Regions from separate parts of the Mus musculus genome. Here region 2 is linked to region 1. Evidence: chromatin loops called from intact Hi-C (ENCODE). Cell type or tissue: heart. All regions are shown on one strand. Links, peaks and the distances in the headings refer to the core of each region. The heading gives the core; the rest is flanking DNA. Region 1 holds the start of H1f5 (H1.5 linker histone, cluster member). Region 2 holds the start of H3c10 (H3 clustered histone 10).

Region 1 (15,901 bases), core at 2,446-10,445:
AAAATCAAGACAGGAAACCAACTGGGCAAACTCCAAACTCTGCATCTCCATGTCTGATGTCAAAGCAGTTTTCAGATCTCCAGCTCCTTTTTCATCTTTGTTGACTGTAACAAACATATTTCTCCTGGACTGGTTCCACTCTCTGTTAGCAGCTTTCCTCAGCAGATAGGCCATGGCTCTGGCATCTTTAACATCTTGGCGTCTCCAAGGCAACTTCAGTGTTACATCTTCATGTTCCAATGTCTGGGATCCACACATGATCTTCTCGGCTCCTCTAAATGGCTGGCGTCACTTCTCCAGCTCTGCCCTCTGTAGCACTCTAAGCTCAGGTTGATCCACTCCACTGCAGCTGCTGTTTTTGGTGATCATCCCATGTTACTGGCATCTCCAATACACTGGTGTAGCTGTCCAGCAGTCATGGATGAACTGAAAGGGAGGCTGGGAATGAAAAAGGAACTGGAGGCAGGAGGGGTGGGAGGGCGAGAGAAGAATGAAGCCAAGACAGTTTCTTATCAAGGCTCAAAGTTTAATTTTCAGCACTTGCAGTTTATATAAGGAAACCCGACAGACCCCAACCTTTGTTTCAGCAGGATTGAGTTGCAAAGCAAGCTCATCAGGCTGTCTACTCCTCAAAGCTCCTGTGGGAAATTGCAAATGCAGTGAGGCCAGGCGACTCCAAATAGGTTGTAAAACCTTCCTGGGTTTGTTCAGCCTACTCAAGGATGGGGAAAGGGCACACATTGGGGACTTCCACTGCAACTAGGCTTCACCAATAGCCTCTCATATGTTCTCTTCATGGTGCCAAACCTCAACTTCTTTGCATGACACCTTCAGTCCTGGGCCATCAACTGCAACTGAGGCTGCACTTTCACCAATGGCCTTCCCCGGCCTCTCACAGTGCTGAGCCTCACCTGCTCTTCATGACCCCTTCATGCCTTCAAAACCAGTACCACCTGGGTAACTCTTACATATTTTCAATTACAGGGCTGCAGGAGGTACAATCTTGGCCATCTCTGAAACACAGCTTCTTTGTGCTCTCAGAAAACACTTCTCAGAGTTCACCTCAGTCAGGGGGGTCTCTTCTTAATCACCACTAATTTCTTAGCTCCAGCTAAACAGTATCAATTGTCCCAGTAGTCCCTTCTATTCTGGACTCTAAAGCCAGAGACACAATTCCAAAGCTGCCAAGTTCTGCTGCTTGCTGGGGCTGGAACATGGCCCCCTTGTTCTCTTACATAATCACCAGCTTTCTGTTTTCCAACTCCTTCACTGCCTAAGCTTGGTTGTCCAGGAACTTGCTCCGTAGACTGACTGACTTGGAACTCAGAAATGTGCATGCTTGTCTCCTAAGCACTGGGATTAAAGATGTGGTCCACCAAACCAGGATTTTTTTTTTTTTTCTTCACCTAGAACTTGCTTTGTTCTAGGCTGACCTTGAACTCAGAGATCTGCTTGTCTTTGTCTCTAGGAATTAAAGGCTTCTACAACAGTGCCTGGATCTAAATTTAGCTGGGTAGAACTTTGCCCCAAGGTCACTACTCCCTTAATTCAATTTAATATCCTTGAACACAAGACTCAGCTCTATTTCACTTCCTGGTGTCCCTTTAATATTCAAACTATACATTTTTTATTTTTCCTTCCTCAGCTTGCTATGTTTGTTAAAATGCTCTTCATAAGACCTAACCAAAAAACAAATCTCCGGTGGGTATTACTGAGACTTCCTTTGTCAGTGCAATTAATCTGAGTCTCTTTACCTTAGCCTCAGGCAGACTCCTTTAGACAGGGCAAAAAGTAGCCATGTTCTTCACAAAAACAGTCTCTCAGCCACATATTACAGTTCTTTTCCATTGAAACATCTTAGGCCAGCACGCCTAAACAGTTCAAATGACCCTTAGCACCACTGTCTTCCGTATTCCTAGTAGGTTGGCCAATTAAGCCCCACTTAAAGCATTCCAAGGATTTCCAAATCCAAAGTCCCAAAATCCACATTCTTCCAAACATAAACATAGTTAGGCCTATCACAGTAATACCCTACTCTCAGTACTAACTTAAATCCAATGGAGATTTGTGTGTGGGGGTTCGTATGCCACTCCTGGTACCAACTTCTGTCTTAGTTAGGGTTTTACTGCTGTGAACAGATACCATGACCAAGGCAGGTTTTATAAAAGGCAACATTTAATTTGGGGCTGGCTTACTGGTTCAGAGGTTCAGTCCATTGTCATCAAGACCAGGAACATAGTAGCATCCAGACAGGCATGGTACAGGAATAGCTGAGAGTTCTAAGACGTCATGTAAAGTCTGCTAGACTCCCTTCCAGAGAGCTAGGAGTAGGGTTTTAAAGCCCATGCCCACAGTGACACATCTACTCCAACAAGGCCACATCTGCTTCAACAAGGCCTCCAAATAGTGCCACTCCCTGGACCTAGCATACACAAACCATCACACTATTCTTAGTGCTTCCATACACAGCATTCTGCAACACAACAACTTAGCACTCTAAAATAATAAATTTAACTCAGTCCCGGAAGAACTCTAAGCTCTGTGTCTCCCATGCTGCAACACAGAAGGTACTTGTCTGGAAGTGTCACCTGTGAACACACTTCATGTAGATCATGCCACACCCTAGCAAAGCACCCTCCACCCCCAATGGCAGACATACAAGGGAGGAGGGTAGACAAGGTAACTGAGCATGACAGATGAGATCATCTAGCCGCTCACCACTGTAGGTGTTCCTCTTTGTCCCTCTGAACCCATAGGGTCATCACTAGAGAAGCCAGGATTTAACTTTTGTGTGTCCTAGTTGGACGGATGAGAGTTTAAGAGCACCCAGGTCTTTGTGCCTTAGGCTCAATGGTGTTCACTTGCCGAAGGGGCCCTGTAAACCTATCTTAGTTCCCTACAGTCCACCCTTATCTCATTATCTCCTATAAAACATTAGAGTGCCACAGTCACATTGGCAAAGAAATTGGTTCTTTTCCAGATTTGGGTCAAACTATAAATGAATCATTTCTTTTAACCAATTTCTCTTTCACAATTTCTTTTGGAATACAGCAAAACTAAGGCAGTGGTGGAGGGGTGGGGTGCTAAATGCCACATAACAGTTGTGGCAAGGAACAGAAAATGCCAGCGTTGGGAGAGGCAGTAGCAGGGATGCAGGTAAGAATGGATGTTAAGAGGGAAGGCTGCTTAGACAGGCCACCCCTGGCACTTGTGTCATCACCTTAGTGTTCCTGGTCCAGAACACAGGGCACACTGATAGCAGCATCAAAAAACAGCACCTAAATTAGTGTTTCCTTTCCTCTCTTGCTGGGCTTGCCCTTCTTACTCTGCCTGTAAACACACACACACACACACACACACACACACACACACACACACACACACACACACAGGGTTGGGGGCAGATTCCCAGAGGCAGCTATTTAACCTCACTGGTTTTCATTTCTTCAAATGTAAGTAAATACAATTATTAACAGAACAGGCCGAGATTATCATCATTAGTGTATTCTATACTCTGCTCTAGGTCTCTGTGCTGTGTCATAGACCAAGTGTATTCAAAACACTCGGGAGCCTCCTGTGTTGCCCATCACCATTACTAGAGGGTCACTGCCCAGATCCAAAGGTGGAAGACAGCTCCCTGCAAAGTATGCTTGAATTCTGCACATAGAAATTTACATAAGTTTAAAAATTAAAATAATGAAAGTGATAATGAAGTCAAAGCCCTAAAATATTTACAAATATAATCACAAAACTTTCCAGAATTCTTTTAAATTATATATAAATAAATAGGATAGCATTCCTATGAAGATATATCAATACAAAAAAGAATTCAGAGGCAACATACATTTGCCTATATCCTGTCTCTCTAGCAAATTTAAGGAATACCATTGTGACTCAAGAAAAGAATACTATTCTACCAATTACCTACTTGATATCTAATTTTCTATTTGTTTAAAATACATATGAAAATCTATACAAATAACCTAAGGTGTTTCATTTGCAAAATACTCAAGTTGGTCATTTAAACTCTTAGGAATGAGGCCTTGAGATGGGGTAAAAGGCATTTTACATCTTTGCTGAAGGCAACTCATTCAGAAATGTATCGAAATGAGACATAGAGCCAATTCTAAGGGAATGATCTGCATTGTAGATGAAGAAAATTCTAATCCCGTGGAATTAATGACAACCAGGCAAGATGGTGCCTGCATTCTAACATATAATCCCAGAACTGAGGCTCAGCAAGAATTGCTGTCAGTTGGAGGTCTATGCTGGTCTGTGACACTATCTGAAAATAATTACAAGTATTAATTTTTTTAAGGGCAAAACATTAAGAGACAAATAAAACTCACGGGGGCAAAATGAAGCTGCCATTTTCATTGTAGAAAAATCATAGAAACGTATGGCTATGGGAATAAATACGGCTATTTTGCCCTATCCAGACCAGATATACAGACTGACGGAAAAGGAAAAGAATAAAAGGAAAAAATAAAATAAAAATAGAGCTACCAGCAAAGTGTATACACAAGGAGCCAATTCTGCCTTAAGCCAGTAAGCCTGCCATGATGTGAGCAAGAAACCACATTCCCAATCCTTAATAATGGAAAAGAAAAAAAGAAAGAAAAAGGGGAGAGAGAGAGAGAGAGAGAGAGAGAGAGAGAGAGAGAGAGAGAGAAGTGACTTGAAACTTCCCTTTAAAACTATTTATTCCGATCATTCCTACCTGTATCACTAGGAAGCCTGAAATGGCCGTGAGAACGAATTACCAATTAGTAGTACTGGCGACAATCAAACTTTAAAAGTGAAATCGCTACGTTGTCTTTAAAACTTAAAACTGACCTAATGTTAAACTAATGTTAAATACAATAAAAGTCCTACGTAGGGGAGTCACACATTAACAAACCTTTAAAACGAAAGGACCGTTCTTCATGGGACTTGAATGTCTGTGTGGAAGAACTGAGTGAAGAACTGAGAACAATGGGAGAACTGAGTGAAAAAGCTCCATAAAAACTGTAAATGACTTGGGAGAGTGGAAATTTGTGCACAGCCTTTGTGCACTCGGACACGTGAGTGGCCCAGGGCTTTGGAAAAGATGCCAGTGTCCAGGGTCTGCTTCAGGACCTTCAGCATCTACAGCTAGCTTACGGCTGCGCTTCCACTCCTTGCTGTTCAGTATACGAGGTGGTCGCCTTCTAAGAGCCCTTCCAGTAGGGCCCGGACTTTCACCAGCTATTAAGATGAAAAGTAAACTTTTAAAGTGTGTGTGTGTGGGGGGGGGGGGGGGTGCGTAGGACGGTATCCGCACTGGTTGCGTTTTAGACAAACTAAGGCGATGAATATCGCGTTATCTGTAAACGTCATAAAATGACTGTCCAATCAAGTTTAAAGTTAGTAATAAAACACCGTACCATTGGTTTAGGTGATACTTTAGCATACAGCCAATGAATTCGATCTTTTTCGCGCCCTGCGTTGGCTACTGTGTGGAAGCCTCACTTCACCCTAACAAAGTTAATGTTACCAGTGCTTCCATACTCACGCAGGCTCAACCAGCTAGCACATGGAGGTAGGGAAATGAATGTGTGCAGTTATGGCTCACGTACAAAGGTCACCAGGTGACCATAGTACCTAACAGCCATCGTAACGGAGTCTTACCTTGTAGATTGTGAGCACAGGAATCGTGGCAGATAAGGGTTCCAGTTAACTGTCCCAATCGAGACAGACCATGGAAAGCATAAGTGTGTACAGCTACATTCACAGAGCTCTCTAGGTGGCTCTGAAAAGAGCCTTTGGGGCTTTGTTGCTGTCGCAAGCAAACCTACTTCTTTTTGGAAACAGCCTTCTTGGCCTTGGCAGCCTTAGGCTTAGCGGTCTTAGGCTTGGTAACCTTAGGTTTGGATGCCTTAGACTTCACCGCCTTGGGCTTGGCCGGGCTCTTTGCTGCTTTTTTAGGCTTGGCAGCAGCCTTGGCCTTCTTAGGACTCTTGGCAACTTTCTTCACTCCAGCCGCCGCAGGCTTCTTCGCTTTCTTTGGAGTTTTCTTCACGGTCTTCTTTGCCCCCGCAGTCTTCTTAGGCTTTTTAGGGGTAGCACCTGCAGGCTTCTTGGCCTTGGCAGCCCCGGTCTTCTTAGCCTTGGGCTTGGCCTCGCCAGAAGCCGCCTTCTTGTTAAGCTTGAAGGAACCAGAGGCGCCGGTGCCCTTGGTCTGCACCAGGGTACCCTTGCTCACCAGACTCTTGAGCCCAAGCTTGATGCGGCTGTTGTTCTTCTCCACATCGTAGCCACCAGCAGCCAGTGCCTTCTTAAGGGCAGGCAGGGACACGCCGCCGCGCTCCTTAGAGGCAGAAACAGCCTTAGTGATGAGCTCGGACACCGGGGGGCCAGTGGCCTTGCGCTTCGCCGCGCCAGCTTTTTTCGTTGTCTTCTTCTTGGCGGGAGACTTCTCTACAGGAGCCGGAGCCGCGGTCTCAGCGGGAGCAGTCTCAGACATGGCGAGAACAAAAAGCTTGCTAGTTGCGAGAAAACTAAAAGAAATCTAACGCGAAGAGCAAATTTTGCGATGCTCCTTTGCTCAGGCTCCTGGTTTATATAAGCCGGTGCTGGGCTGTGATTGGTGGAGCGGCCAATCCACCGCCCTCTGCCCGCGGCGACTCAAGGTTACAATCCCAAATTGTGTTTGTTAGTCCCCAAATTTTTACTTACTGCCGAAAATAATAACACAGAAATTGGCAGTTTGGAGTTCCAAGGGAGAACAGCCTTCGGTTTCACGTACCTGTGTGTGCTTTTTTGAATCACGCGCAACTGACTAAAAATATTTTTAAAAATCCTTCCAGTGTTTACAAAAAAATCCACCAAGCAGAGCGCATCGTGAGAGTTACTTGCATATTTCTGTTAACTTTTACGAAGTATGCAAGGAACATTACTTAAGAGAATTTGTACAAAGATGCCGCCTTTAATTTGTGCAAGAGTAGAACTAATAGTTCTTTTGGTTTGTGCAAAAACGTTGTTTGTGTCTGTAGCAAATAACACAGGCTAGAGTGCCTGGTTGGCTCCAGACTAAAATTAACCACTTTAGATATTTCTCTTTAAAAATGGTTCAAGCTCCTAGTACTTCGCATGCATTGATATCTTTAATGGAGAACGCAATATTTCCAGTGTGATAGCGACTTCTTTGAAGTAAGGAGATTAGAAATCATTATATTTAGGAGCTGCTGGTGTAGCAGTTACCACTTGCTGCTCTTGGGGTTTGGGTTTAGTTCCCAGCACCCACAGGACAGTTTGCAACTGTCTATACCTCCTGTTCCAGGGGATCTCGGACCTTCTGCAAGACTGGCCCAGTACCAAGCATACAAGTGATGCACATACATACAGGTAGGCAAACCCTCATTCACAGAAAGGTTTAAAACATATACTTAAAAAGGAATTGCTAAATTCAGATGACAATGGCCTTATTTCTAAGTAAAAATAAATTAGATATGGTTCTGAGAAACGGGCTTTCACCATTTCCTAGGGATATTTGTAGACAGAAAATACATTAAAAAATATTTTACATTAGAAAAATTCTAAAACTTTCAAAAAATTTTCAGGGAGATCCCACTGCTCTCAAATGAGATGGCCAGTGAGATTTTGAAAGTATTTAGCAAACAGCACAGCCACACTCTTAAGTAAATAGCCAATAACAATATTGATATTTTTGCGTGTTTAGATGGCAAGCAGGCCAATATTCTAGAATACTATTGGGTGACCTATACTTATACAAATTCAAAGATTTGGAGAAGCTGGCACACATCTTTAATCCAGGAATTTGGGAGGCAGAGGCAGGTGGAACTCTGAGCTCAAGACCAGTCTGAAGTCTATAAATCTAGTTCCAGGACACCTAGGCTTACACAGAGAAACCTTGTCTTCAAAAACCAAAAAAGGAAATAAAGGAAGAAAGAAAGAAAAAAGAAAAATTAAAGTTTACTATAGTAGAAATAGAAGTCAGTTTTGCTTTGGGTGAGGAAAGATGTACAAGATTTGTACTAGTTTAATAAAGGGCATTAATAAATCACAAATAATTTTATTACTTTGTTTTCCAAAGAAACACAGTCTGGGGTTTTGCTTTGTTTTGTTTTGGACAATAGCAATCTTTCTTAAGCATAATTTATTGGGGCACACCTATAATCCTATCGATTATAACTGAAGCAAGATTAGGATTACAAGGTTTTCCGTGCTACATATTCAAGCAAGTCCAACGTTGAGCACTGGGCTACTTTTGAGTCCTTATCTATAAATAAATAAAATAAAGGAGGCTGTCTTAACAGTACAGAGGCTGGCAAGGCTGCTAAAGAATCCAACATATTTGTTACACATACTCTGGGAATGGTGTACAAAACCGGCAAGCCATATATGGTTAAAAGAAAACCACGTACGTCAGACATATTGACTCAAACTTGTCACAGCATGAAGCTAATTACAAAGGGCCAATGTTAGCACTTAAAAGGGTTCAAGATTGCCAAATTCCAAACCTTGCCCCCCCCCCCAAATAAACACACTAATCAAGTAATGTTCCTTATGAAAGCAATTTGCAGACTTAGGGAACACGCCTGGGGATTTTGCATTAACCAGTAGCACTATATAGTATCCAGAAAGCATGAATCTACAGATTTGCTGTAGGAGCTAACTTCCACACATTTTAGTTGACTGCCACCTTGAAGTCAGGTTGTTTCAAAGGCACATGCCTCTAGATTGTAAACTAACCTCACCTATATTTGAACACCTTAGGAGGATGTAGCACATATGCTCAGATACTGGAAAACATGATAGATGTTGGACCTGAGGTAGGTAAACAGCCGCTTTTTGGTGACAAAGGAGGGGGCTCTGAAAAGAGCCTTTTGTTATTAACAGGTAGGGGAATTACGCCCTCTCCCCGCGAATGCGACGGGCCAGCTGGATGTCCTTGGGCATGATGGTGACACGCTTGGCGTGGATGGCGCACAGGTTGGTGTCCTCAAACAGACCCACGAGGTAGGCCTCACAGGCCTCCTGCAGAGCCATGACAGCCGAGCTCTGGAAGCGCAGGTCGGTCTTGAAGTCCTGCGCGATCTCGCGCACCAGGCGCTGGAACGGCAGCTTGCGGATCAGCAGCTCGGTCGACTTCTGGTAGCGCCGGATCTCGCGCAGCGCCACGGTGCCGGGACGGTAGCGGTGAGGCTTCTTCACGCCGCCGGTGGCCGGGGCGCTCTTGCGGGCGGCCTTGGTGGCCAGCTGCTTGCGCGGGGCCTTGCCGCCGGTGGACTTGCGAGCGGTCTGCTTAGTACGAGCCATCTCAGTACACTAGAAAGTGAATAAAGTGGTGTTGAGATGGAAAAGCCCAAGTATATATATAACAAGCCACCCTTTTGGATTGGACAGTAAACTGCTGACATCATAGTTCCAGACAGGGGATTGGTCCGCGTTTAAACCGAGTAAGGAAAGGAAAAACGTTGCCTACATTTTATATTTAACGTACAAATTTCATCTTTTTACATAACAATTACTCTAGCAACTCCCAGAATTTATCATCTCGAGATAATGTTGGCTTTGGAGGTCAAAAGACCTCTTCGCTATTTATTTAAACAAGAGCACCGTTATTTGGGGGCAGAAATTTAATGGAAAGAAATCTGAAAGGAAAATTAACAAAAAAAAAAAAAAAAAAAAAGTTATTCCTGGAGTCATGAGCACTTCTTACACTTGATTTCGCTCAAAAACTGCTTGCAACACTTTTATGACCGGAAACTTTTAGAAGTTGCAATTGATACTGCCTTTCAGCGGTTGCGATTTTGGCGCGAAAAAAATTCAAAATCAGTGTATCTGCAACTTACTAGGGCTTTGAGATCCAGAAGGCTTTGAGATTCTGTTACTCTTCTACAGCAACACTGTAGGGGACAGGGGCATTCCCAGGTTGGCATTCATTATTTACAAGTTACAAAGTTACACCATTCAAGGTTAAAAGCGAACGCTGGGAATTCACAGATAGCAGCCCCACCCCACCGCCCAACACACACACACTATGTATACAGCTCTAGGAGACTAAGGCAGCCTTTGGAGTAACTCAGCAAGGGGTGATCTGATGATCCTGCTGAGCCAGGAAGACGATGGCAGGCTTGGTGATATTCAGCACATGACTTTTCGGGAGTGCTTGGTGCCGTTTTTTTTACCCAGGCCCTTTCCCCCACTTAATGTGGTCAAATTTGCCAGAAACAAAAGCAATAAGATCAGACAGTAAGCATGTTGTTTTATGAACAGGCTTTTTGCCTAATTGGGAATATCAGGCACAAGCAATATTTACTTGCTGTTTACCAGAGAACCTTACCAAGATTATCAGGAAAAAAGAACTGCTGAAGACGCTCATTTGAAAATAGCTCTATCCACCCCACATTCGGAGCTACCCACAGGTCATCCTTTACGAGTCAGGCGCCTAACCTGCCTTCACTCACAGCGTAGTCTTTGTGCTTGGTTGATGTACTCAGAGCCTAAGAGGGCTGAAGACAAATGTTTCTGACAATGTCAGATGTGCAAAGTGCTTTCTTTATAACAAAAGCTAAACAGCCTGCGAATTAGAATGGTAAAGGTGTATCAGTGTAGTTGAAGCTTAGATGTGCCCCTGAGCTCCCACACTTTGCCAAAATGGGTTGGTTTTTTTTTTCCATATGTAATTATTTGGGAAGGAGAGATTCAAACTCCATCTTTGTGCTGCTTCCCCCTGTGCTTTTCTCAGACTTGCCACATATCTGCTGAAAAGTGATTCCTGTTTTCTTCATTCCAAAATCATTCAAGAATCAGAGTTGTTGCTCCATTATTATTATTATTATTATTATTATTATTATTATTATTTGCAGAGGGAGGAGATAAAAAAAAAACTGGCTCCTGTCCTCTTTCTCTACCCATGGAAAACAACTGCACCCAGACATTCTCTCCATTACATTTACAAAAAAGAGGCACAATGCAGAGGCCAAAGATGACTTTATTGCTAGAAAACCCATTTTAAAGGCAACGGTGTTGCTTGGTTCTTGAGATTCTAGCTGTTTGGAAAGAATTACCAAACACCTTATACTATCTTCTAGAGCAAATGAGTTTTCTCCCATTCTTCTCTTGCAATGTCAGTGATATTTACCTTTAAAATGTGTCAACATTTTTGTTACTCTTGGAAGTAATGCCACCTTTAATTTTAATAGTTTTTGTAAGTATATTGTGAAGTGTCCAAGCTGTCTGTTAATGACTCCATTCTCCGGGGCTTGTAGGTTGTGAGTGGTCTTGGCATCCTGCAGAAAAGCCTCAAGAATCTGCTTTCCTTGCAACAATTACTTTAAAACCAAAAAGCATTCTACTTATGGGAAAAGCACAGGCTCTGTGCACATTATTTGAAATTTTATAACACAAAACACTTGAGTCCTATTCTCTTTTTAATGAAAAGAGATAAAAACAGGAAGAAAAAAGAAGAAAAGAAAAGAAAGAAAAGAAAAGAAACTTCATCTAACTTTAAGCTTGGTACCTGGGACCTGCAAATTGACTTGACAAATGGCATCTTAGCAGGGAGAATGATTTATAAAATATATACAGAGAAAGCTTTGCAGCAAGCAAGCTCAAGAAAACGTAAAAATGAAGTTTACTGGCTCTTTTAAGGATCTGGAGAATAAATACATGGGAAGGTAAATACACAAACTAGTAACAGGAGAGGCTAACCAGCAAAAATCCTCAATGATGGGCATTATTTTTGGTAGGTCAGAGCACAATAATGGAAATTTTTCTTCATGGCATTGTAAAGGGAGACTTCTGTCAAGTGTTTCACCATCCCTGTGTTCAGTGTCATCTTCAATTAATCCTTATACCCAAGTGATATACTTGGGGTTAAACATTAAGTCCCCTATATAAAGTAGTTTGAAACTTGGCCGGTTTGGTTGCCTTGAGCATGTTTAATCCTGCTAATATTCTTCTTGGTGAGACTGAGTTAAATACTGAAAGAGATTGGGCCTGTGAAAGAAATCCCTGGCATTCTACTCTCCTGGATTCTCCTTTGCTTCCAAACATAGGTACTAAAGCCAGAATTCTTCAGTAAAGGGAAAAGTAGAAACTAGGGCTCCACTCTAAAAAAGCAGTAATGTGGGGACATTCATTCTTTATCCTTTCAAGAGCCTCATTCGGTACTGATGAGGAAAGACAGTTGCTGCACACGGGTCAAGAACCTGGACAGACCAGGCTTGCTGGAGTTTGCCTTTGTGCTAGACCAAATAGGTCAAATCCTGGATACCTTCCAAACGGCTTACATTCACTTTGCCATTAAGAGGTGGACTCTTTTCATGTTGCCAGTTTGCACATGTTTATCTTATAAGACTGCTCCTGTAAACTAGTTATGTATTCCAATATGGTTGAAAATCAATACAGGATGCTGTCATATGGTGACCTTAAGTACAAATTGCTGTTACTAGCTAACATTGAACTTTAGCTTTTGTAAATCAAAGACTGGCAGATAATAGCCTTTAAATATAATGGTTTTAAATTTGTAACCTATTTGCAACTCTGTAGCCACTTAGGGGAAAAGGTGGTGTTTTTATCTCTTTTCATTAAAAAAAGAATTGGACATGTTACCAAAATCACCTTGATAACTGAGGATCGGAGAAACAGATTCCTTCTATAGAAAGTAACAAAAAGTAGCAACCAATAAAGCTTAAGCTCCTTAAAAAGACAAATGTGTTAGCTCTGAAAAGAGCCTTTGTTTTTTAAATGATCAGGAAACAATTGTCTTATTTTCCCTTGGCCTTGTGGTGGCTCTCGGTCTTCTTCGGCAGCAGTACGGCCTGGATGTTGGGCAGGACGCCGCCCTGCGCGATGGTCACGCGGCCCAGCAGCTTGTTGAGCTCCTCGTCGTTGCGGATGGCCAGCTGCAGGTGGCGCGGGATGATGCGCGTCTTCTTGTTGTCGCGGGCCGCGTTGCCCGCCAGCTCCAGGATCTCGGCCGTCAGGTACTCCAGCACGGCCGCCAGGTACACCGGGGCGCCGGCGCCCACGCGCTCCGAGTAGTTGCCCTTGCGGAGCAGCCGGTGCACGCGGCCCACGGGGAACTGCAGGCCGGCCCGGGAGGAGCGGGTCTTGGCCTTGGCGCGAGCCTTGCCGCCCTGTTTGCCGCGTCCAGACATTCTAAACAAAAAGAAAGAACTGACAACTGCAAAGGCCAAAAGTGGAGGAGCTTGGCCTTTATAGGATTCTCCAAGCGCGAAAAAGAGCCTACGCGATTGGCTGGCTTCTTCTTTTCGTCTAGACCAATGGGAGGCGTTTATGCCGAAGCGTAGTTCCATTGGGCGCTACGCCATGAAAATTTGAAAATTTTAACCAATCAGAAATGTGTATCTCTAAGCCTCATTTGAATAACGCCTTATTAAAAAGCGAAGGGCTCACGGCGCAAGTTGTAGCGTGGTAGAGTTCCTGACCTAACATGCCTGAGCCTGTTAAGTCCGTTCCCGCCCCGAAGAAGGGCTCCAAGAAGGCCGTCACCAAGGCCCAAAAGAAGGATGGCAAGAAGCGCAAGCGCAGCCGCAAGGAGAGCTACTCGGTGTACGTGTACAAGGTGCTGAAGCAAGTGCACCCCGACACCGGCATCTCCTCCAAGGCCATGGGCATCATGAACTCGTTCGTGAACGACATCTTCGAGCGCATCGCGAGCGAGGCGTCCCGCCTGGCGCATTACAACAAGCGCTCGACCATCACGTCCCGGGAGATCCAGACGGCCGTGCGCCTGCTGCTGCCCGGGGAGCTGGCCAAGCACGCGGTGTCGGAGGGCACCAAGGCTGTCACCAAGTACACCAGCTCCAAGTGAGTTCGTCTGACTCACTCCAAACACAAAGGCTCTTTTCAGAGCCACCCACATTCTCAAAACAGAGATGGATTGCTTGTTAAGTGATTCTACCTTACTCGGACATATTAGTTACTATTTTTTAGGGTTAAGTAAGGGTTTTTGTCTTGAGGTTTTGTTTTGCATTTTTATTTTAATCCTAATATTGTTTTTCTGCCCCCAGCTCTCCTAGAATTCTCTGAAGTCAGGTTAACCTCTGAGATCGAGGGCTGATCTCTCTGTCCTGAGTACTTAGGTTAAGTTCCTGCACCCACACTGTCATTAACAATTGTTTCTAATTAGTATCCCAGAATCTATGAGGATTTCTTAGTTTAAATTTAGCCTGTCTTGTTAAGTGCTACCACCTAATGTCTCAAATCTGCTTTTGAACTCCTGCTGAGACGTCACAATAGATTCTGTTCAATAAGATACCTCATTGGAGCCCCGAGGTCTACATGATTCTCGCTGAAAACTTGAGATGTAGTCAGGCGCAGCTTAATTTGATTGGGTCCTGTTTTCTTGGTCGTTTGGTTTGAAGTTTTGTTTTCAGAATGAATTTCACTGGTTAGCAGTATATTCTCAAACTAATTCTAGCCAGGCTAACCTCCAGATTGGACATTCGGCCTCAGTTTCATAAATCGCTGGAATTACAGGCCTATACAACCAGACTTGTTCTTGCAAGGCCCCAGCTAAGCACCAAGGAAACAAAACTTTCCTCCGTTTTCCTAAGTGTATTCAACTTTTGTAAATTTCTTCTGTTCCACCTTCATTGTCTGCTGGTGTGGTGATGATTGGAATTAGATTGTGGGAGGAAAAAAACCTCAAAAGGATATTGATTGTTTGGGATTGTCCTGGAATTTTTCAGAGGATAAAATACTAAGTAAAGATTAAATCAAACCACTTTAAAGACGAAAAAGCCCTTTTTCTGTAAGTCCTCTAGGACAGTAAATGCAAATGGTGATGACTTAGGTGCGAATATGAACAGCTCAAAGTAGTTAAATATCAATGAGATTTTAGTGTGCCACTGCTAAAAGAAACATTAGCTGTGTATGACTTGTAAGGTCTTAATAAAGCCTAACCATTTTCCTTAATCATCTCCATTAATCTCTATAGAATCCTGTGGAACAAATTCTATTATCTTCCTTCCTTTTAAAGTTGAGGAAATTAAAATGATTGTACGGAAGCTGCAACATAAATAGAGGCTTGTCTGAGTGGAGACCGAAGTGTGAACTACCCTCCACAATATGATCCTGAAAAAGAAGTATTTAATACATTATAAAAATAAAGGTTTCAATCTATCCCATTATGTAATACAGTCTCTTCCATCCCTCCCCTTCCCCCGCCCCCGCCATATGAGTTTGGGGTTTGGGTTTTCCACGGAAGATTGGTACCTTTGGATCTTTGATTTTGTGTGTGCTCTGTAACAAGGCTTCACTAGAAAACCTCCTTCCTCAGCCTCACACTGCGCTTACAGGCTTGTTTTAGAGTTAGATGAAATTCAGACTGAATTCTTGTGAGGGAAAGTGAAGTTTTCTTGTCTCCTTTCACTGTGCCATGATTAACAATGTGGTGGTAAATAGATTAGCCAGAGAAGTTGTGAGACCAAAACAGGAAATACATTGTTATTAACTCTCTATACCTCAGAAGAGTAAGTTTGTTTCCCACACCTAATGTATCCTGCAAAGCAGGTCTTTCAATGTACTCATCTTGTGGCTCCATGATGTATGATGCTCACCCCTTTGCCTTGCTAAACTCCTGAACCTGTGATATATGATTGCCTTTAGCCTTACTAAAATGTTTCTTACCAGATACCTTGATGACTACCCTTCCACGTGATGTATTTTTATAACTTATCTACCTCACAGGCAGCCTTGAGCCCCCGACTCTTCTGTCTTGATGTTAACAACACAACTTTTCTATCAGTCCTAATGTCCTCATAAAAGGTACCTCAAAAGCCAGTGAGGGGGCTGTTCTCTGAAATCTTAACCTTGGGAGAGGCAGCAGGCTTCCCAGTTCTAAATATAAAGCTTACTTTAATCAAGAGAGCTGTGGCTTTTGTGA
Region 2 (15,901 bases), core at 4,656-12,655, 59 kb before region 1:
TTCGGTTTTCAAGACTAAAACACACAAACCCAAAATAACAACAATAAACAAGGCTAAACATTTCTTACCCTTCACCCTCACCTCGCTGTTGTTAGGAGGTCAAGGCTGTTCTTTACGGCTTACTTTTTTTTGTCTTAACTAGCTTTCAAATGTCTGTTATGTGAGACCCTATACTCTGCCTAGAGGGGCCAAGCAAGGAATGTCTTCTTAGTGGAGAATCAACTGGGAAACTCTGGGCATTTGAGTCAGGCCTCGGTGGCAGGACACTTCATGAGTTTGTTGGGGTCCAGAAATTTTTGTTCATATCCAGTTTTTCAACTTTGAGATTAAAAAACAATAGCAACGTTTGTTTGTTTAGTCTGGGTCATATTCTAAATGTTTGCTAGATAACATACAAAAGATTTAGGCTATTTCATATTTAAACACATACCTTCTTCAAAACTGGAAGCCCCAGCCAGTGAAACTGTGTTGTCCAGGAACACAGTGGGCACTGCCGCTCCCCAGCTCCTGCCAGTTCCTACCGGCTTTATGGGTACCCACACTCTGATTGTTCTTATCACAGAGCTAAGAAACTATTAAAACATGTTCTGCTCCTTATTGAAAGAGGAATGCTAAGACAATGGACCTAAAAAATTAAGATTTCCTCTAGGAGGGCTGGAGAGATGGCTCGGCCATTAAACGGCTAGGCTCATAACTAAAAATATAAGATTTCCTCCAGGAATCCCAAGAAGGGGAAGGGGAAGGGGAAGGCTGACATCCTGACTCCAGCAGTTCTCACAGCAGGGCAGCCTAACTCACCTAGAACCCAATGCTTCTTTTTATGGTGTCTATAAAACTGTAACACTGCTACAGGAAAAGTAGAGAGTGCATGGGACCTCGTCTAACTGAATGAATCTACTTTACTCAGTTCTGCTTCCTAATTTCTTTCAAAATTTGGGGAAACTAGAGTGGCAGGATTAGGGGCCTAAGTGTCTCATACACTATCAAATTAAAAACAAAACAAAACAAAACAAAAAATACAAGCCAACAATGTCAGGAGGCATGGATGTCAAGAAAATTTTTAGAAATGAAAGGTGGTTTCAAATGTCCAATGACTATTGGACCCCGTGAGTAACTCACATAAACTCCGTTTTAGAAAATCTTCAGTTGTTGATTTAGCTATAATGTTAACTAAATGCAGACTTTTAAAATGAAAGAAAATGTGGAATAATAGCAGGTTGAAATAAAATATAGTGTTAAGTGTGGTGATAGATTAAATGCCCATGGTCAGCTCTTGTCCTTGGTATGACTGTATTTGGAGACAGGATCTTCACAGGCGGGAGCTGCAGGTAAGTGGCTGACCACCTTCCTAGTGACTTGCCTTCAGTCCATTTCCATTAAGAATGGTCCTAAGAGTGGGGTGCTTACCAGAGAGACACCAGACTGAAAAGGTCAAGGGCACGGACATGAAGGTAGACACCTGCCAAATCCCAGAGAGAGCCCTCAGGAGAAGCCATATCTGCTCATGCCTTGATCTTGAACTTTAAGAAAATATCTGTCTCTGTTTCATATGCAACCTTGTCATTCTAATAATATTTTAATAATATCTTTGGTTATAAATAAGCACTGGAAAATGCCAAAAAATAGGGGACAGAAATCTAAAACTAAAAAACATGTCTTTAATGTTTTCAGGTATTTTAGAATGATTTAATTTGATTTTGTGTAGTTTTTGTTTCTGACAGCTCTGACCAGACTCTCCCTCTATGTGCTCCAGTCTCGTCTGTCTTGCCTCCTCTCCTTCAGTCACACACGAATGACTCTTGAGAAGTTAATATAACTCTTTCAACGTTACTAGGAAAAAAAAATAGTAACATTACAGTAACTCACTGGTCACAGCATTTTCAGTCTGGATGAAAAACACCCAAGGCTTATGATTCTGTTTGTGGCCACAAGATGGCAGAAAAGAGCAGCACATTTCACAACACTGCAAAACTAGATTATTCTTTAGCCCTCCACCTGTCCTGCTTTAACTGCACACTGAAGTGGTTTTCATACAGAGGGACTGCGATGGTGACCTACAAAATATGATTTACAGAAGAGAGGTCACGAGGTAACGGAGAACGCTAATATCATGAAACATCAAAAATGATTTTTGAACTATCGGAATTATGGAGAGTTGCAGAACCTGGATGGTGCATGGAAGTCCCACTAATATTGGGGGGCTACCCCACGCTTTTAATTCACCTCCAACTCAGCGGTCATGCTGGGGCCCACTGGCTTTAAATGCAGTTTTGACGCTTGCAGCTGGACTTAGGACCATGGACATTCAAATCAGTCTTGAAGATGGCTTCTCTGAAGCATACTTTCTCGTGAATTTACACTCAGGTTCCATTTTCGCTTGTACGATAAATACCCACAACCACGCAGGACAACTGGCCTGTGCTTACGCAGCATACTTTTCAGTTAGGAGGAATGAAAGGTTGGTTGGTTGGGGTGTGAATACCAGTTAATGCTTAATTTAAAGCTTCAGGATACAGTGCACACTCGTAAATAAAAACTACAGGCTGCTGCGAATTATATTTCAACTGACCGGAGAGGCAAAGCCTGACTGTCCATTAACCCTTAACTTCCAAACGCAAACTGCTTACTGCATCTTTTGGCATTTTACCTTATGCCTTGTTAGGTCCAAGGCAAGAGAAGCGTCATCAATAACCACGCATGTGCAACAGCTTTTCCAGAGGAAAGTGTGGGTGGCTCTTAAAAGAGCCTTTGAGTTAGGAGTGTGAGTTAAACGAGCTCACTTGGAGCTGGTGTACTTGGTGACTGCCTTGGTGCCCTCCGACACCGCGTGCTTGGCCAGCTCCCCGGGCAGCAGCAGGCGCACGGCCGTCTGGATCTCCCGGGACGTGATGGTCGAGCGCTTGTTGTAATGCGCCAGGCGGGAAGCCTCGCTCGCGATGCGCTCGAAGATGTCGTTCACGAACGAGTTCATGATGCCCATGGCCTTGGAGGAGATGCCGGTGTCGGGGTGCACTTGCTTCAGCACCTTGTACACGTACACCGAGTAGCTCTCCTTGCGGCTGCGCTTGCGCTTCTTGCCGTCCTTCTTCTGGGCCTTGGTGACGGCCTTCTTGGAGCCCTTCTTCGGGGCGGGAGCGGACTTGGCGGGCTCAGGCATACTGAGAGGATGAAGTGAACTAAGTTGAAAAAGGATAACTAAAAGTTAATGACTGTTCTGGCTGCATTTTAAACAAACTTACGGCTATGCCGAACCTGAATCACCATACGTCATGTACTAACAGTCCAATCAAAACAAGGGATTTTCAAAACCAGGGCGCCATTGGTAACCAATGTGTAACCAATGAAATCTCTCCGTTTTCGCGTCCAGCCTTGACTATATATACTATGCGTATACCGTTTTTGCTTCTTACTGCGGTGGTTATCTACAGCTGAGTTATGTCTGGACGCGGCAAGCAGGGCGGCAAGGCTCGCGCCAAGGCCAAGACTCGCTCCTCCCGGGCCGGCCTGCAGTTCCCCGTGGGCCGCGTGCACCGGCTGCTCCGCAAGGGCAACTACTCGGAGCGCGTGGGCGCCGGCGCCCCGGTGTACCTGGCGGCCGTGCTGGAGTACCTGACGGCCGAGATCCTGGAGCTGGCGGGCAACGCGGCCCGCGACAACAAGAAGACGCGCATCATCCCGCGCCACCTGCAGCTGGCCATCCGCAACGACGAGGAGCTCAACAAGCTGCTGGGCCGCGTGACCATCGCGCAGGGCGGCGTCCTGCCCAACATCCAGGCCGTGCTGCTGCCCAAGAAGACCGAGAGCCACCACAAGGCCAAGGGGAAGTGAAACCAAACATTACGAATCACCAAAGGCTCTTTTCAGAGCCACTCACTTTCTCCAAAGAGACCTAAACACTACTGGGATAGTGCATTGTGGGAAATACGTGTATTACCTCTCCTAGTTTTCCCTGGCTTGTGGTTAGTTCAACCCCCTAACCTTAGCTAAGAGTATATTGGTTTTTGGAAGGCAGGCACCCAACCTCGGACCTAGTACATAAAACAGACACATCTTGAACTCCAGGCCAGCCTACTCTGCAGGACGAGTTCCAGGACAGACCGGACTGCACAAAGAATTGTCTTGAAATGTTCCTTTATCAGCACATATGCTGATAAACAACTAATCACTGTACAATCAATCCTCACTTGAATCCTGTTTATGTGCATGATTGACAAGTCCTGCCATTTGGCAAAGTCAAAATCAGCAAAGGATGTTAAAGCATTTGGTGGTATCACAGCTAAAAACATTTCCCCTAGACACCCTCCCCCCTACACACACACCTCGTTCGGCAAATTGAATTCCAGGGGGTCAATGTTCTTAGAGCCTCTTTTTAAAGTCACTACCTACCTTTTACACATCTTTTCATTTAATCTGAAGTAGGAAAAAGAAAGTAAGAAAAGTGCTTTTAATAAAAATTACATTGATTTAAACGAACCTGCGGCGGGATTTTCTTTTCAATGAGGAAATTGCACACTTGGTTAAACCATGTTCAGACTGCGAAAACAAAAGGACTCACCAGCCAATTAAGTTGATCTGGCAGCCATTTTGACCAATCAGAACTCGGCCGTCTGTATAAATTTTGGTGGTTGAAGCTTTCCCTCCATCACTTTGCTTTGGAAGCTCGGGTGTTACCATGGCTCGTACTAAGCAGACCGCTCGCAAGTCCACCGGCGGCAAGGCCCCGCGCAAGCAGCTGGCCACCAAGGCCGCCCGCAAGAGCGCCCCGGCCACCGGCGGCGTGAAGAAGCCTCACCGCTACCGTCCCGGCACCGTGGCGCTGCGCGAGATCCGGCGCTACCAGAAGTCGACCGAGCTGCTGATCCGCAAGCTGCCGTTCCAGCGCCTGGTGCGCGAGATCGCGCAGGACTTCAAGACCGACCTGCGCTTCCAGAGCTCGGCCGTCATGGCTCTGCAGGAGGCCTGTGAGGCCTACCTCGTGGGTCTGTTTGAGGACACCAACCTGTGCGCCATCCACGCCAAGCGTGTCACCATCATGCCCAAGGACATCCAGCTGGCCCGCCGCATCCGCGGGGAGAGGGCTTAAAGTTCGTCTTTCTGTGTTTTTCAAAGGCTCTTTTCAGAGCCACCCAAACCTACACAAAGGTGCTGTTGACTTATAGGCCAATTGGAGTTTTTTCTTGGAACGGTAGCCAGGTTCTAACAGTTTTTCTTAGCTGAGGGATGCTCTTTAGAGTGTCTTAAGTTGGTGAGTATTCTGCAAAATCCAATATACTTAAACTGAACATTACCTCTAATTTCCCCAAATGCACTTACTGTTCGGTTTCTTGAAGGATTTTTAATTATTTTGCCAGCAATATAAGGCCGGCGGAGTCAATTATAGGCACTTAAATTCATGGTTTCCTATGTCTTATACATGGAATTGCTGGAAGCATTTTAACTGCTCAGCTATCCAGTCCCAAGAGAACCTGAGTTAGTTTTGTATACCAGAAGTCCCCTGGTTAAATGGTTGGATGGGTGGAGAAACATGAAGAAAACCATAGGGAAGACGTATAGCCCAGAACAACCCAAAGTGCTACAACCAGCTTCTTGGCCTATGAGGGCTGCCTATAATTCTAACATTTCCTTTTCACCAAAGTGTTCAGCTTTTTATGGCCCAGTGACCTATGCACCATTCCTGTCACTTTGCAAGAGAAGGTCTACTCCCTAGCAATCATGTGTCTTCCTGTAACACCAACACAACAGAGGCCTAAATAGATACCAAAGACTAGTTAGCTAACTTATCCCTTGGCTCAGGTTTGGAATCGAAGACTTCAAAAGTGATGAGGCCTATGTGGACCTCTACCCACACTGCGCAACCTATATCACATTACTACACCCACGGCACAAAAAGGCAAAATAAGTTTTAGGTAGAATATCATAGTGCTTTCTATTGGAATTAGTCCCTGAAACAAAATAAAGCCCTCTTGGGAGGTGACCTTCTGAAAAGGAAGGTAGGTGAGTTGGAAAGCAAGGCCCATGTGTCTACTGCAGATGCAGAGCCTGTCTTTGCATCCAGGCTGTTGACAGTGCATCCTATTGTTCCACAGAGAAACACTAAGGTATATAGCACTAACTCCTGAAGGGCTTACACAGATTTTGTTTTGTTTTGCTTTTGTTTTTCAGGTTTGCACTGACCAATCCTCAGATTCTGTCTCACAGTTTTAGACTTTCATTTAGAATTACATGAAAACATGAAACACTTTTCCAGTCAGTAGGCAGGCATGGCTACATGTGCATGAATATTCTGTTTCTGACAACACTCCATGTGATGGGAGTGTCACAATAGTGTGGTTATCTTCTAAATACACTTTAAAAGCACACCTTATCTCCTATATAAGAACTTACCTTTATTTTAGTAACGACATATAAAAATTGCTACTTCAATGACAGATGCCACCCTCTTGGACTATCCTAGTGGGTAGGTAGTAATGCTATTTATTAAGACAAGAATCAGTAAAAAGTTGAATTGCTTAGTGATGGATTTAGAATATATACTTAGACTTTTCTTTGTTTTTACACGAAATCTGGCAGTTAAAAGAACAGTCACATAAAGGGCTAAGTCTCAGACAAGCAAAGATCTGAAATTCGGTATTATATCAAAAATATTTCAAACTAAGGGAAGGGGCTATCTCTTGTAACTTTTACCTTATTGTCAATATCAAACTTCCTACTTTGCTTTGTTCATCTTAGTTATGAATCTATACTTATAGGCATTCTGTGCTGATCCCCATACTATTCTTTAATAATTATTCCCTTTAAACTCCCAGAGCAGAAGTCTCTTTCATAGATTTTATGCTCTTAAACCACCATGCTCCCTGAAATCCATACACTTCTTCATCCTTCCTATGTTATTTGCCCACTTCTTTGTTCTCCTCACTGGATTGTTTCTTTAGCTTAGACACTATACTTATGGTGACTAAATGTGGAATTGGTTGTTTCTGAAAGAATAACTAGAATTTAAGGGGTAAAACAACAGACCTTGTGCTTGAATTTCCTGAGATAGCAAAACTGTTAGGTGCTATGAATTCCTTTCCAAAATCCAGATTTCATGAGCAACATCAAGGGGATGTTACCTTACTGTTCTCCAACGAATGGCTTTTCAGAAGAAAGTGGACTGTTTCAGACCATGGATTGTCTGCTTATTAGTATTCTTGTGATTAGGATGACAACATTCAATATCGTCATTATTACTGCGGTCTCATCTAGGGCACATCTTTGTATACATAGCCTCTTGGGGTTCTCACTGTATAGAACTGCTGGCCTGGAATTCAGAGATTTGCCTGATTCTGTGTCCTGAGCACTAGAATTAGAGATGTGGGGCACACATGCAAAATGTTAACAGCTTATGAGTCGCTAACATAACAGCAAGGTACAACAGCTAACTACAAAGATTGATAACAGGAAAATAAAGCTAACAACAATGTTTTCTAAATTTTTATTTAAGTATATACCCACATGAAACAGCAACCTATCATGGACTTTGGATTTCTCAAACTCAGCATTTCCCACAGCCTCAAACAGCAGCGATGGTATTTACAGGTATAAATTACTCTATACCTGTCTTGTGAAATTTCATTTCCGTGCTATCTACAGCCGCCCTATCATATATATGAATACTGGGTCACTACAGAAAATAGAAGTTCTGTTTCTCAGGGTTAGGGTAGCTCATCACCCTTTCCCTACTTTTTAATTCCAGCTTCACTTTATTCCCATGCTGAGTAAGAAACAGAGACAGAGTTAAGTTAAAAGTTAGGTTAAGTCAAAAACACAACTAGGCTAATATTGCTTTTAAAAAAAAATCTATTATTAGCTACATCTATTGTAAGGGTAGGGTATGCATATGAAAGTCAGAGAACAATTTGTGGGAACCAAAAATTTTCCTTTCATGGGTTCAGGCTTGAATTCACTTGTTCAGTAAACCTGTTTTAATGCCTCCGGGCTCTAAGCTAGGTCACTAGCTGAATTTTAATAAAACACCTATTGAAGACTGCAGAAAAGTTTCTTTCTTTCTTTCTTTTTTTTTCCTACAATGCTCCACAAACAAACAAACAGCAAAGTACAAAATAGTACTGAGGTCGCCTTCTGCAAGACTCAACCTTGCAGAAACTCTGGACTGGCACCACACAGAGGACTTGCAAGGCATTTATCCGTGTTCCGTTTGGCATAGCTTGTGGCCCAAGGAAAGAAAGCACTTGTCATGCAAACCTATAACCTCAGGTTGATCACTGGGCCTGGGGTGGAGCCATGAACTCCGCTTCTGACTTTAGACAAGTTCGGTAATTCTATATAAGAAAATGGAACGGCTGTATTCCTGGATGACTCACAAACCCAAGTGTCAATTCTTTTCGAGTACAAAAAGTGTCTCTAAAGAGTTATGTTTCCTAAGAACTTTCCGAAACTATGCTGTTCACTTGGCCTAGTGGTGGCTCTCGGTCTTCTTGGGCAGCAGCACGGCCTGGATGTTGGGCAGGACGCCGCCCTGCGCGATGGTCACGCGGCCCAGCAGCTTGTTGAGCTCCTCGTCGTTGCGGATGGCCAGCTGCAGGTGGCGCGGGATGATGCGCGTCTTCTTGTTGTCGCGGGCCGCGTTGCCCGCCAGCTCCAGGATCTCGGCCGTCAGGTACTCCAGCACGGCCGCCAGGTACACCGGGGCGCCGGCGCCCACGCGCTCCGAGTAGTTGCCCTTGCGGAGCAGCCGGTGCACGCGGCCCACGGGGAACTGCAGGCCGGCCCGGGAGGAGCGAGTCTTGGCCTTGGCGCGAACCTTGCCACTGCGACTGGACAAAACAAAATGCTGTGTACAATAAAAGTGCTGAGGCGGAAGAGTAGCTCACTCTTTGTTATTGACTGAATGGCGCTAAAAATGAAGACGTAGCATTGGCTAAGGGTCTAATATTTTAACCAGTAGAAACACAAATTTGAACAATATGCATTCTCATTGGATAGGTGTAATTTTAAACTAACCAATAAACATGCGACTATCTCTCGTCTCTATTTGCATAACAGCGTGTATATAGGGCGTTCACTTCGCCTCCTCTATACAGACAAATTGCAGTTTATCTGTGTTGTAACATGCCTGAGCCAACGAAGTCCGCTCCCGCCCCGAAGAAGGGCTCCAAGAAGGCCGTCACCAAGGCCCAGAAGAAGGATGGCAAGAAGCGCAAGCGCAGCCGCAAGGAGAGCTACTCGGTGTACGTGTACAAGGTGCTAAAGCAAGTGCACCCCGACACCGGCATCTCCTCCAAGGCCATGGGCATCATGAACTCGTTCGTGAACGACATCTTCGAGCGCATCGCAGGCGAGGCTTCCCGCCTGGCGCATTACAACAAGCGCTCGACCATCACGTCCCGGGAGATCCAGACGGCCGTGCGCCTGCTGCTGCCCGGGGAGCTGGCCAAGCACGCGGTGTCGGAGGGCACCAAGGCGGTCACCAAGTACACCAGCTCCAAGTGAGTTCGTCTGACTCACTCCAAACACAAAGGCTCTTTTCAGAGCCACTAAGCAGTTCTTTGAAAAGGGCTAGCACAGCACAAATCCAAGGGTTTTGTCTAGAGTACATTCCTCACTTTAAGAAAACACTAATGCAGACCATTTAATATTTATAAATCTGCCCTTCTGTTAATCTGGTTTTGATACTTGATTCCTATTTTAATCTCAAACTGGAAGGTTGCCATCACTTCAGTTAACTTTGTAAAAGTGCAGCTGAGTTTGTCCTTATGCCACATGGCACCATTCCTTTTCTGGGTCATTCTTGACTTTTTCTTGGCACCAGGTCTCTTGCAGACCAATATGGAATTACCATAACCACCCAGCCTGGCCTCAAACTGTATCTTCCTTAATTTCGGTGTCTGGGATTCCAGGCCTTTACAACCAGGTTTGACTTTCCAAGCCCCTGGTTTTTCCAACAGACTTGCCAGGTAATTCTAAATTATTTGTTGATTTTTAAAAATTGTCTTGTGTTGTACTGTTATTTGGTGTGACCTACTTTTTAACTGCACTTAATTAAGATTTTATTGGTATGGTGTTTCAAAATGGACTATAAAGGAGAAACAGCCTCAAAAAGCTTTAATGTTATTGCCCTTTTTATTATAGGTTTGGGATTCTACCTTCAAGCAGTGCCCCCCCCTCCCTCCCCCCCCTCCCTTGGGGGTTGAGGGGTAGGGGGCTCAAGACAGGGTTTCTCTGTGTAGCCCTGGCTATCCTGGAACTCACTTTGTAGACCAGGCTGGCCTCGAACTTAGAAATCTACCTGCCTCTGTCTCCAGGGTGCTGGGATTAAAGGCGTGTGCCACCATGCCCAGCTTGTTTTGTTTCTTAATCATCCTAGGTAAAGGTTCACTCAAGCATAATAGAAATGTCAAGAAAATGAAAATTATTTCTAAATCCCATCAGTAGGCTAGTACATTTACTAGATATGATAGAGTAGTAAATAGTCACATAAAGGTAGATAATTTTATTGTCCTATTTTGCGTTGTATTGCTGTTGTAAACACTATGACCATAAGCAACTTCGGGAAAGGGATCATTTGGCTTACAAGGCCTTTCTGATCCTTGAAGAAAGGGCAGGAACTCAAGCAGGAGCAGAGGCAGAAAGCAAACATCTGCTTTTCTTCCACCTGCCAGGACCACTCTACCCAGGGGTGGCAGCACTGATCCATGTAACCTTGTCTCAACCACATCGATCATTAATTAAAAAAAAAAAAAAAAAAAAAAAAAAGCCCCCACAGAATTATCCACAGGTCAATCTAATAAATGTATTTTCTCAGTTGAGGGTCCCTCTTCCACCTGATGAGTTTAGGTGTGTCAAATAAACACTAACCAGCACAAATATAAATGAAATTTTAGTACACAGATTTCAAAATGAATTTAAGCTGTTATAGAGTAAGATCTTAATATGACTTTCTAACCATTTTCTTTAATTATTATCTCTGATCTTTATAGTATCCTGTGGAACAAATTCTATTGTTTTCCCGGTTTTAAAGTGGAGGAAATTAAATAAGAATGGACTGCACTGAAGTCATAACTTATATGTCCTGTCTTGTATGAATGTAGAGACTCAGCTATGAACTATTTTCCAAAATAATTATACAAACCTTGAAAAGAAAATATGTAATACATTATAAAATGAAACATCTAAAACTCTGTCAATAAATTTGTTTTATTATTTTTACTTTCTTTTTTAAGAGTGAGAGAGTGCTTTGTACCCTGACTTGCTTGGAACTTACAAGAGTCGTCCTTCCTCAGCCTGCTGCATGCTGTCCTTGTAGGTACTCCCCACTACAGTTTTGAATGAGTCAGTTTATTAAGTATATAGGAAATCAAAAGCAAAAAGAAAACAGCAATTGAAGAAGCAGACAGACAGTAAAACTTCATCACGTAGGATCTCAGAATATCCAGCAGAGAGCAATTGAGGAAGCATCATTGAGGCAGTCAGCTGGATTTTATGGAGTCACTGGCAGAACAGTGTCTCTTCCTGGAAGACTTTAAAGTAAAAAAGACAAATAGCAACTGTGCAGGTGACACCATCAAATCAGTTGCTTACAACATGAAGCAGGAACCACCTGGGGAAGGGATAGTTAGCTGAGTTCCCTGTTGAGTTTTCCTCCGTGGCTGAGTTTCCTATAACTGGAGGACTAACATTTTTTTTCCTTTTTAAATCATGCGATAAACGAATGTCATATCTTAAAAATCATTCACCTTCTTTTTTTGTTTGCTTGGTTTTTCTTTTTTAAGATTTTAATTTATTTTATATATATGAGTACACTGTAGCTATCTTCAGACACACCAGAAGAGGGCATCAGATCCCATTACAAATGGTTGTGAGCACCATGTGGTTCCTCGGATTTGAACTCAGGACCTCTGGAAGAGCAATCAATGCTCTTAACCACTGAGCCATCTCCCTAGCACATGGTTTACCTTCTAAGGCACAATGTTTTATGCTTGGGCGATATTCTGTTCCATTCCTTCCATGCAACAGTAGGAGCGCCAGCTAATCCTTAGGGCGGGGGGGCTTGTAAGAGACTGATTCTTTGGGGGGGTATGGGGCAGGAGGTTGGGGGTGGAGGTTGGAAGGTGGAGGGTGTTCAAGACAGGGTTTCTCTGTGTAGCCCTGGTTGCCCTGGAACTCACTCCATAGACCAGGCTGGCCTGGAATTCAGAGAGTTGCCTGTCTCTGCCTCTCTAATGGTGGGATTAAAGGAGTGTGTTGCCACCAACCATCTGTAAGAGACTTTGAGACTAGCATACTTGAGACAGAACTGGTTGGGGAGTAGTGCAACCAACACTCCTGACTCTCAGAGAGAACTTTTTGGTGAACTCAGACAGCATACCTATATAGTGCACATGATCTCATTGTTCAATGATTATATCAACGACATAAGCCAACGGTAGATTAACAGGAGAAAAGCTTTATTACGTGAAGGAAAAATAAAAGTCCCAAACTTGAGAGAGATCTGGAAAGTTATGCTCGTTCTCAGTGGAGGAGGGAGGCAGGCACATTAGTGGAGGGTAAGTTAGATGCTTGCGGTGATCTCTGAGGATGCTCATGATGACACAGTTGCTTCTGGGTAGTTTGTCTTTGGTAATTGAGAAATTCAAATCAAGCACCTCCATGAATTTGTTGTTTCTGAAACACCCTCAGTTTTCAGATATTAAATATATAAAAAAGATGAGTATTTCCACTGGTGTGGGAGCAACAGTAGCACATTGATGTTATAAAGGATTTACCAATAAACTTCCTTAGGAAACACTAAGCTACCCTCTATCATGCCTCACAAGGAAGCTCTTTGGTGTAGGGAGCAAAGGAAAACCGGCAATGAGTGCAGCAAAACCTGCTCTTCTGGTCCATGTGCGGATGTTGATAGTGTGTGCTGAAAATGTCCATGCATTATTTGGCCCAGGAACATAAAAGACAGGTTAAAAAAGTTGATTATATAAGAAATTCAAGATGAGTTTGAATGGTACATTGCTCTTTTTAAATGCAGGTTAGATAAACAGGCGAGGTTAACAGTCTTAAAAGGGACCTCGAAGCGTATTGTTAACTATGGCTGTGATTTCCAACAAAAGTTCCAGTGTCTTAGGATGTAAGAGGTAGTTTCAGGATATTATGTGATCACAGAATAGAAGAGGTGGTTATTTTGTGGTTCTTTCAACAATGCAAACTCTCTGTTTGACTGCCTTTTCTAGTCTGCAACTCCCACCTGAGTCATCCTTTGCAATTTCATTGAAAATTTAGATGGGACAGAATGGGCTCGTGAAAAATAGGTAGCTTTGCTATTTAACAAAACTGAAAAATATATTAGGGTGTATTATAAAGAATTTATATGCTAAATATAGTTAAGAGTAGGAAGGGGTGGGAAATGTGATAGGGCAAAGAATGTGAATTATTGATACCATACAAATTCTGGTGTCTGCAGTCCAAAGGATTCGAAGAATTGAGGTGTGGAGTAACTAAGAAAGAAAAGGTGTTGTTAACAGGAGGTCAAAGTGTCAGGCTATGGCCTTTTAAAAATTACCTCGTATATTGTTTTTTGTTTTGTTTTGTTTTGTTTTGTTTTTTGGCTACATGTATGTCTATACACCACATGTATGCCTTTTGCCCAGATAGGCCAGAAAATAGCATCAAGTCCTTTGTGACTGCAGCTACCAACACTTGTGAACTGCCATGGGTGCTGCATGTAATAAAAACAAAGCAGGTAGGCAGAGAGACTATCCCAACAGGATGAGACTGCTTTATTGGAACAGTGATATATATATATATATGTGGGTGTTTTAGAGAACTGTGATTAATGCACATGTCTGGCTGATTACAGTTCGGATCAATCTATAGAAGAGACAGTTCGGTGGGCGGCAGCTAATCCTGAAGGAATAGGATGGGCAGTAAGAGTTTGTTCTCAGTGTGGAGAAGAGGTGCTGCTCGCTCACATTTCCGTTCTCACCTGTCAACGAAGGGAACAGATCTTTCTCACTGAATAGAAGAGATGCTTTATTCTTAGCCGAATAACTCGGCTTTTTTAGGGATTTTCTTCAAATTTAGCTAACTGTGGCACTTTCGCTTTCTGAGAACAGGAAGGAAATGGAGTTTTGGAAGCAGTCAATTAATTGCTAACCTCCTGTCCCCATCCCTGCTCCTGCACCCAGGGACTTCTGATCTATCCCAGGCCATACAAGTGAGAACACCTGATTTATGACAGAAAAAGTGTGTCGCTCTACCACACAGTCTTGAAGAGAGAATTACTGCTCTAACATCCCAGTCCCTTCTGGGAAATAAGAGGCTAGAAATACCTGTTTGTCTGATAAGAGATCATAAGACCCTGATTCGGGAGAAGCCCTGTCTTATGCCTGGAAAAAGGAAACTATACTGAGAAGCAGAAAGGAATATGTACTGAAAGTCCTGGATGGCTTTTCCCATTAGTCCACACCCATACCTTTTGTGTCTACCTCCATTACTACACAGTTGCCCATTACACAAAGTCAGAAAAGAAAAGAAAAGAAAAGAAAAGAAAAGAAAAGAAAAGAAAAGAAAAGAAAATGTTTTGCCTTAGTCTTTTGCTATGGAAGGCTGTATGTCACATAAATGTTTCATCCCAAGTCTGTTTTAAAATTGTTTTATTAATGAGATCAAGAAACTTGATCAGAAATCTTAGCTTCCCACTAACAAGCCCAGGAAAGCCAGGGCTAAGCATATTAGAAAGAAGGCCCACGTTAAACAGTGCCCTGAACATGGCAGGGCCATTGAGCAAACGAACTTTCTGTCTGCTCTGATCTATACTAAACTTGGAGTTGTGCTGTTTCAGTAGTAATGTGCTTTCCTATGAAAAGGCTGATGGGAGGTATATAAAGCAATGATTCTGTGAAAATTATTTTAAGTACACCACTGTTGATCCCTCGCCCCCACCCCTCAACAATTGTTACCTAGGGTCATCTTGCCCACAGAATTATGCTTTTTTGTGGCAGGCCAGGACTTAAAAGAGGTTGTGATTCTGCCAGGCCCCTTGAGCTGTCTCTTCGAGGCCTGTTCTTTGTTATGGAAATTACCTAATGGCTGTTGTAAATCATGGTTGTCTCTGTTGTCATGGAAGCAGCCTAAGGGACTGTCAATCCTGGTTAACAATTACCTCTTAGCATCCTAAATTTGCTTATCTCTATGTGGCCTCGGTAGTACAATACATTTCCTTGCGGTATTTGGGAGGCAAAGTTCCCTTATCTAAATTCTACGTTGGGTGACTTAACGTCTCTTAAACAAATCTATTATTAACAGATCCTTTCTAACACCACTTCTATAGCTTTGAATCTCTTCTACATCAGTATGGCAACTACAGGATCAAAAGCTCAAAGCTCCTCTCTGAGAGCCAGCGCTTAGGATGTGCATGCAGAAGAATCAGCACATGGCTACCTCAAGGACTGCTGGTGAAAGACCCACAACATGAGGACTCCCCCACGTTCTGACTCAGGAGAGGCGACACCCCAAAATCACCCACAAGAAACGGGTCTTGCTGCAAATTGCAAGAGGATTTTTATTCAAGAGCGCTCTCGGGCCCATGGTCATACACCATGCAGGGGTAGAGGACCATGGCGCCCCGAGTAGCTGGGTAAGGGGGTATTTAAAGGAAGAAACCAAAACTCAAGGAAGTGGGGAGGGCGTTGTTGGAAGATACCAAAGATACCAGTTAAGAGTCACAAGGAATACCTGGTAATTGTTAACTCTCAAGACAGCTTCTAAGAGCCCCTAACAATAGCACATTTGCATTGCAGGTTCTGGGTGACTTTCTTTAAAAGAGCACTCTTTGAACCCAGGAAGCAGGTGGATGGAGGAATGTCGCTATTTGTTTTATGATTAGCATACCTTTACAAAGGCCACATTC

What was found. Peaks named below come from ENCODE experiments on the same cell type or tissue, not always from the same donor. Only the 100,000 strongest peaks of a DNase experiment are listed, where the experiment ranks them.
Region 2: a loop joins it to region 1, with 2.2 times the contacts of the local background. A loop is called at or near these places in 13 of 42 quality-filtered maps.

The regions. Positions count from the first base shown.
Region 1 is chr13:21,774,071-21,789,971 of GRCm38, forward strand. It overlaps H1f5 (H1.5 linker histone, cluster member), which reads right to left and starts at 6,555. Exons shown (of 1, transcript NM_020034.2): 1 at 5,762-6,555. The coding sequence starts at 6,484. The coding sequence ends at 5,813. It overlaps H3c11 (H3 clustered histone 11), which reads right to left and starts at 9,327. Exons shown (of 1, transcript NM_178207.2): 1 at 8,845-9,327. The coding sequence starts at 9,300. The coding sequence ends at 8,890. It overlaps H2ac22 (H2A clustered histone 22), which reads right to left and starts at 13,178. Exons shown (of 1, transcript NM_178184.3): 1 at 12,704-13,178. The coding sequence starts at 13,148. The coding sequence ends at 12,756. H2bc22 (H2B clustered histone 22) reads left to right here and starts at 13,418. Exons shown (of 2, transcript NM_178202.2): 1 at 13,418-13,821; 2 at 14,954-15,143. The coding sequence starts at 13,445. The coding sequence ends at 14,993. In heart, for the core only: no CTCF peak of the experiment used is centred there; DNase peaks (open chromatin) are centred at 5,491, 6,591 and 9,361; H3K4me3 peaks cover 5,222 bases; H3K27ac peaks cover 5,740 bases.
Region 2 is chr13:21,712,987-21,728,887 of GRCm38, forward strand. H3c10 (H3 clustered histone 10) reads left to right here and starts at 4,642. Exons shown (of 1, transcript NM_178206.2): 1 at 4,642-5,129. The coding sequence starts at 4,673. The coding sequence ends at 5,083. It overlaps H2bc14 (H2B clustered histone 14), which reads left to right and starts at 9,058. Exons shown (of 1, transcript NM_178200.2): 1 at 9,058-9,540. The coding sequence starts at 9,112. The coding sequence ends at 9,492. It overlaps H2bc13 (H2B clustered histone 13), which reads right to left and starts at 3,197. Exons shown (of 1, transcript NM_178199.3): 1 at 2,725-3,197. The coding sequence starts at 3,157. The coding sequence ends at 2,777. H2ac13 (H2A clustered histone 13) reads left to right here and starts at 3,426. Exons shown (of 1, transcript NM_178182.2): 1 at 3,426-3,873. The coding sequence starts at 3,436. The coding sequence ends at 3,828. It also overlaps the pseudogene H2ac14. In heart, for the core only: a CTCF peak has its summit at 8,677; a DNase peak (open chromatin) is centred at 8,985; H3K4me3 peaks cover 4,277 bases; H3K27ac peaks cover 5,421 bases.